Regions from separate parts of the Homo sapiens genome. Here region 1 is linked to region 2. Evidence: read pairs that join two places in POLR2A ChIA-PET (ENCODE). Cell type or tissue: B cell. All regions are shown on one strand. Links, peaks and the distances in the headings refer to the core of each region. The heading gives the core; the rest is flanking DNA.

Evidence for each region. Peaks named below come from ENCODE experiments on the same cell type or tissue, not always from the same donor. Only the 100,000 strongest peaks of a DNase experiment are listed, where the experiment ranks them.
Region 1: POLR2A ChIA-PET joins it to region 2 with 10 read pairs; 2 of 35 experiments call an interaction of 5 or more read pairs at or near these places.

What each region holds. Positions count from the first base shown.
Region 1 is chr11:65,891,933-65,894,823 of GRCh38, reverse strand. FOSL1 (FOS like 1, AP-1 transcription factor subunit) reads left to right here. Exons shown (of 4, transcript NM_005438.5): 3 at 703-810; 4 at 1,528-2,775. The coding sequence ends at 1,938. Among named protein-coding and RNA genes, the nearest start is that of CCDC85B, 2.7 kb to the right of the region's middle. RefSeq lists enhancers at 490-599, 702-1,206, 2,491-2,650, 2,691-2,740. In B cell, for the core only: no CTCF peak of the experiment used is centred there; DNase peaks (open chromatin) are centred at 773, 1,373, 2,053, 2,503 and 1 weaker place; H3K4me3 peaks cover 1,559 bases; H3K27ac peaks cover 2,239 bases.
Region 2 is chr11:64,245,356-64,248,246 of GRCh38, reverse strand. It overlaps PPP1R14B (protein phosphatase 1 regulatory inhibitor subunit 14B), which reads left to right and starts at 1,304. Exons shown (of 4, transcript NM_138689.3): 1 at 1,304-1,831. The coding sequence starts at 1,574. PPP1R14B-AS1 (PPP1R14B antisense RNA 1) reads right to left here and starts at 2,381. Exons shown (of 2, transcript NR_135087.1): 1 at 2,158-2,381; 2 at 33-294. RefSeq lists silencers at 591-730, 1,451-1,630. In B cell, for the core only: no CTCF peak of the experiment used is centred there; DNase peaks (open chromatin) are centred at 746, 1,296, 2,126, 2,326 and 1 weaker place; H3K4me3 peaks cover 2,118 bases; H3K27ac peaks cover 1,325 bases.

The DNA.
Region 1 (2,891 bases), core at 262-2,761, 1.6 Mb before region 2:
TTAGCCAGGTGTGGTGGTACATGCCTGTAATCCCAGCTACTTGGGAGGCTGAGGCACGAGAATCACTTGAACCCAGTAGGTGGAGGTTGCAGTGAGCCAAGATTGGGCCAATGCACTCCAGCCTGGGAAAGAGTGAGACTCTGTCTAAAAAAAATAAAATAAAATAAAATAAAATCTTTGCATGTTCTCAGTGAAAAACAAGAATCTACGTAAAGTACTTGGCTGGCACATAGTAGTTTTCCAATAAATTGCAACTTAATCAGCAGCACTCATTAGCCCCTCCTAGTGCTTACAGCTCATGGAAGAGGAGACTTGGTTGTCCACAGATCCAGAAGGATGAGGGTCCTGCAAAGAGGGTGCTGAGAAGGAAAGGTCACTTCTGGCTGGGGAATAAGACGGCTTCCTGGAGGCAGGAGCATCTTAGTTGAGTCCTGGGAGATGAGGAGGGTTAGGGTTTGCGGAGGGGGAGGGCATTATGGGAGAGGAATGTGCACTAAAGCTAGGTGCGAGGAGGAAATTTTACCAATCAAAGCAGACAGCGCCTCAGTGCAGGGAACTGGTTGGGTGCAGTGATCCCTAAATCACCGGCTGAGGGGGCCCTGCCATGACCTCTGCCAGGGTCCTACCACTGGGCCACCATGAGGGGCGAGTTCCAGGCAGCCAGTAGCCCAGGGTCCTCCTCACTGCGGGTCTCACCCCCAGATCAGCCCGGAGGAAGAGGAGCGCCGCCGAGTAAGGCGCGAGCGGAACAAGCTGGCTGCGGCCAAGTGCAGGAACCGGAGGAAGGAACTGACCGACTTCCTGCAGGCGGTGAGCACCAGCCCTGGTCCACCGAGCTCAGAGGGACCCTGTCTCCCAGAGCCCCCAGAGCCCCAGTATATGTAGCCCCCTCCTCACCATCCTAGCTCCTTGTCTGAGGGGCAGTCCTTCTGGGAAAATGATGAGGAAAAATTGATTAGAAACTGGCTGCAGCATGTCTCACTCACAGCAGAGCTGAAGCTCAGCCAGCAATCTCCTTTTTTTTTTGAGACAGAGTCTCGCTCTGTCACCCAGGCTGGAGTGCAGTGATGAGATCTCGGCTCATGGCTCACTGTGACATCTGTCTCCCAGGCTCCAGCAATTCTTATGCCTCAGCCTGCTGAGTACCTGGGGCTACAGGCGCCTGCCTCCCTACCCGACTAATTTTTGTATTTTTAGTAGAGACGGGGTTTCGCCAAGTTAGCCAGGCTGGTCTCAAACTCCTGGTCTCAAGTGATCCGCCCGCCTCAGCCTCCCAAAGTGCTGGGATTACAGGCCGGAGTCACTGCCTGGTGCCAGCAATCTCCTAAAACGTCTGGGCCTGATGGGAGTTGTGCCCATTTTCTCCCAGGGGCTTATGGGAGTTGTAGTCCAGACTTGCTGGGGACTCTCCACTGCCCCCCCTCTCCCCCCGCCCAACCCCAGCTCCTCAGAACCCTGAGTCCAAACGTCTGCGGCTCTGGGGTATTCAGCCCTCACCTTTCTGACTCCTCTCCTGATCTTCTACAGGAGACTGACAAACTGGAAGATGAGAAATCTGGGCTGCAGCGAGAGATTGAGGAGCTGCAGAAGCAGAAGGAGCGCCTAGAGCTGGTGCTGGAAGCCCACCGACCCATCTGCAAAATCCCGGAAGGAGCCAAGGAGGGGGACACAGGCAGTACCAGTGGCACCAGCAGCCCACCAGCCCCCTGCCGCCCTGTACCTTGTATCTCCCTTTCCCCAGGGCCTGTGCTTGAACCTGAGGCACTGCACACCCCCACACTCATGACCACACCCTCCCTAACTCCTTTCACCCCCAGCCTGGTCTTCACCTACCCCAGCACTCCTGAGCCTTGTGCCTCAGCTCATCGCAAGAGTAGCAGCAGCAGCGGAGACCCATCCTCTGACCCCCTTGGCTCTCCAACCCTCCTCGCTTTGTGAGGCGCCTGAGCCCTACTCCCTGCAGATGCCACCCTAGCCAATGTCTCCTCCCCTTCCCCCACCGGTCCAGCTGGCCTGGACAGTATCCCACATCCAACTCCAGCAACTTCTTCTCCATCCCTCTAATGAGACTGACCATATTGTGCTTCACAGTAGAGCCAGCTTGGGGCCACCAAAGCTGCCCACTGTTTCTCTTGAGCTGGCCTCTCTAGCACAATTTGCACTAAATCAGAGACAAAATATTTCCCATTTGTGCCAGAGGAATCCTGGCAGCCCAGAGACTTTGTAGATCCTTAGAGGTCCTCTGGAGCCCTAACCCCTTCCAGATCACTGCCACACTCTCCATCACCCTCTTCCTGTGATCCACCCAACCCTATCTCCTGACAGAAGGTGCCACTTTACCCACCTAGAACACTAACTCACCAGCCCCACTGCCAGCAGCAGCAGGTGATTGGACCAGGCCATTCTGCCGCCCCCTCCTGAACCGCACAGCTCAGGAGGCGCCCTTGGCTTCTGTGATGAGCTGATCTGCGGATCTCAGCTTTGAGAAGCCTTCAGCTCCAGGGAATCCAAGCCTCCACAGCGAGGGCAGCTGCTATTTATTTTCCTAAAGAGAGTATTTTTATACAAACCTACCAAAATGGAATAAAAGGCTTGAAGCTGTGGCCTGAGTGCCTCACTGGACCCAGAGGCCAATGGGAGAGTATTTGGAGCCCTAGGTCCCAGCCTTAGCTCTACAGACTCACTGCATGACCTTGGACAAATTCTTTGATATTTTTGGACTTTGTCTTATCTGACAAGTGGGGCTACATCCGCTCGGCCTCATCTCCGGGACTGAGGGGAGACAGTCCTCTGGGGTAAAAGCGAAGAGGCTTACCGCCCCTCTCCCCGTGGGGGCCCACAGTGCTGCTGCGTGTGCCACGGAGGGGCGCTGTTATGCCCCCTTCCAGCCT
Region 2 (2,891 bases), core at 146-2,645:
AGTGCGACTTAATTAACCTCTGTGGTGTAGTAATTGAACTTTCCACGAATTTTCCTATTTAATCTTTGTTACAGCCTTCTGAGGAAATGCAGGCACAGAGGAAGACATTCATTCTTTCAAAATCATTTGTTCAACCAATGCAGCGGCCTACTACGAGTGTGACATAGTTCTAGGTGCTGGAGTTCAGCGGGAGCCAGGTAATTTGCCTAATAGCAGTGGATTTGAAGACTGTTCAAGCCTGGTAGCACCAGCAGACCAGGTCGGCGCAGGCCTCAGCCCCGTGGCACTCACAATCTAGAAGTGGGAGACAGACAATACACGAATGAATGAGACCATTTAAAGATGCAGAAAATAAAATAGAGGGAGGGAATGGGATGCGCCGTCGGCTTATTGGAGGTGGGCCAGGGCTATGTGAAGGACCGAGGAGCCGCAGGGCGGGGGTGCAGGAGCCCCGGCACGGCGCCCTCTCTGCGGAGCCGACTGGGCGGCGGTCCCGACGCACGCTCCTAGGGTCAGCCGCAATTACCGCCTTTATTATTATAAGTCGCGGCCCCCGCACTGCCCAGCTCTTTGCGCCTTAGTTTCCCCCTCTGTGCGCACTCGGGTCGCGAGGCGCAGAGGACGCCCCAAACAACTTTGCGCTTCCCGGCCTGGCCGCAGGGCGGGGGAGGGGCGGCGCCGGGAGCGGACTCCGTTTCCCACAAGCCCGAGCCTCGCGCCATCTTGCCGGTGGGCGGTGGCTGCCCGGGGTTGGCCGTTTGGGCCGGCCGGGTGCCACCGCTCACCCCCAGCCCCGGCTTCTTCCGCTGGGGGCGTGGGACCTGCTACTCGGAGAGTCTAGGGACCCGGACAGCTCCTGCCCGCCTTCTCCACTCTTCCTTTCCCAGGAGCCCAGTCCACGTGTCGGTCCGTGCGGAGGAGCCCGTTCGCTCCTCGCTGGCCGAGGGCTGGAGGACCTGGACATCGGGGACCGCAGCGTCTCCTCACCAGACTCCCTGTCTGCACACGATGTCCACTCCCCTGCATTCTCAGATAGCCCCTATTCTCAGATGGCCTCAATGAGGACAGAATGAGGAAGGGTCCAATGAAGACTAGGGTCCTGGCGTGAGCGCAAATCGTCGTCCTGAGCGCTTAGAACGCCTGGGTTTGGGACTGGAAGGTTGCGTTTGGGGAGTACGGACAGCTAGGCCACCCCCTGCCGAATAGACCCTCCCCTACCCCTGCCCGGGGGCGGAGTAGGGGAGAGGGGCCTGTAGAGGGGCTGGCCCTTTAAGGGGGTGTGGTCGGGGGGCGGAGGAAGAGCGAGACAGAGAAAGCGCTTCGGCGGCTGCAGCTCGGGCGGCGGCCGCGGGGGACAAAGGGCGGGCGGATCGGCGGGGAGGGGGCGGGGCGCGGCCAGGCCAAGCCCGGGGGCTCCGCATGCTGCAGCTGCCCCCGGGCGCCCCCGCCGCCGCCCTCGCCGCGGAGCCGCGCGGAGCGGAGCCGGCGAGCTAACCCGAGCCAGCCGGCGGGCGTCCCGGAGGCGGTGGCGCAGGGAGGGGCCCGACGCTCGCACGTGGCCCCGGCGGCCGCCATGGCGGACAGCGGCACCGCGGGGGGCGCGGCGTTGGCGGCCCCGGCCCCCGGGCCGGGCAGTGGCGGCCCAGGACCACGCGTCTACTTTCAGAGCCCCCCCGGGGCCGCAGGAGAGGGCCCGGGCGGGGCGGACGATGAGGGCCCAGTGAGGCGCCAAGGGAAGGTCACCGTCAAGTATGACCGCAAGGAGCTACGGAAGCGCCTCAACCTAGAGGAGTGGATCCTGGAGCAGCTCACGCGCCTCTACGACTGCCAGGTGTGTTCCCACCCCGCGCCGACACCCCAAAATCGGTCTCGCGCCGGTCCGCCTGGCAGCTCCACTGTGAGCTCGCCTGTCACTGGAGTCAAAGGGCGCTTTGCTTCCCCGCGCGCTCCCCTCCCCTCTGCACTCCCGCCCCCAATATATACTCTTTCTTGCCTGACCTAAGTCACTTCTGCCTTCTCCGTTGCCTCGGACCCTGCCCCCCATCATGCCACTCCCCAGGTCAAGCCTAGTGTCCTCCAGACGCCTCAAGGGGTAGCCTGAGCCTTGGGCAAGAGGCAAGGGGGCTATCCTGGGCTGGCAGCGGCAGGAGGTCTCACCGCCTGGTGCCCGCTGGGTTAGACTGTGGTTACAAGGTGCTGGTCTGGTAGGACGGCTGCGGCTGGGCTGTTCTGTGGGCTAGCCTGGAGCTCCATCTTGGCGTGCGTGCAGGCTAGCCCGCTTTCTGGGCTCTGCTTCTCCACCCCCATGACTCCCTGGTTGTTCAGACGGTGACTCAGGCCCCGGGGGGCAGGGTGGAGGAGTGGGTTTGCCCGGTGCTGCCTGCCTACCCTAGCCCAGCCCTGGAATGCAGCTGACTACAAACAGGATAGGGGCTTCCTGGGGAGGGTGTGGCAGGGTGGTGGGCATCCCCTCCCTCACCAAAGCATGGGCTCTTTGTTTCCTCTTTGCCAGGCCTGGGTCCTTCCCAGTGACCCCTCAGCCTTCACTTCCTCCTCACTCCCGGGGAGCTGTGACAGGTGTTTGGGGGAGGGGAGGGGGGTATGATAAGCTGGGACAGCTGCACCCACCGGTGCTCTGGTGAGATGGGGGGCCCGGATGTTGGGGAGACACATCTGCTGGGTTCCCAGCCCAAGGTCCCCAACCCTGGCTGTCTGGCCTTGTCTGTCACCCCCCGTGCCCACTGGCAGGGACAGGAAGCTCCCCCCCCCACCCCGCTTTGGGCAGTTTGCCTTGGCACGGGCCTGATCTGTTTTCCTCCCCAGAGCAGCTGCTGTTCTGTCTGCTGGGCAGAGGGCTGGGTTCCTCCGAGGTAGGCAGGGGCCTCAACCCA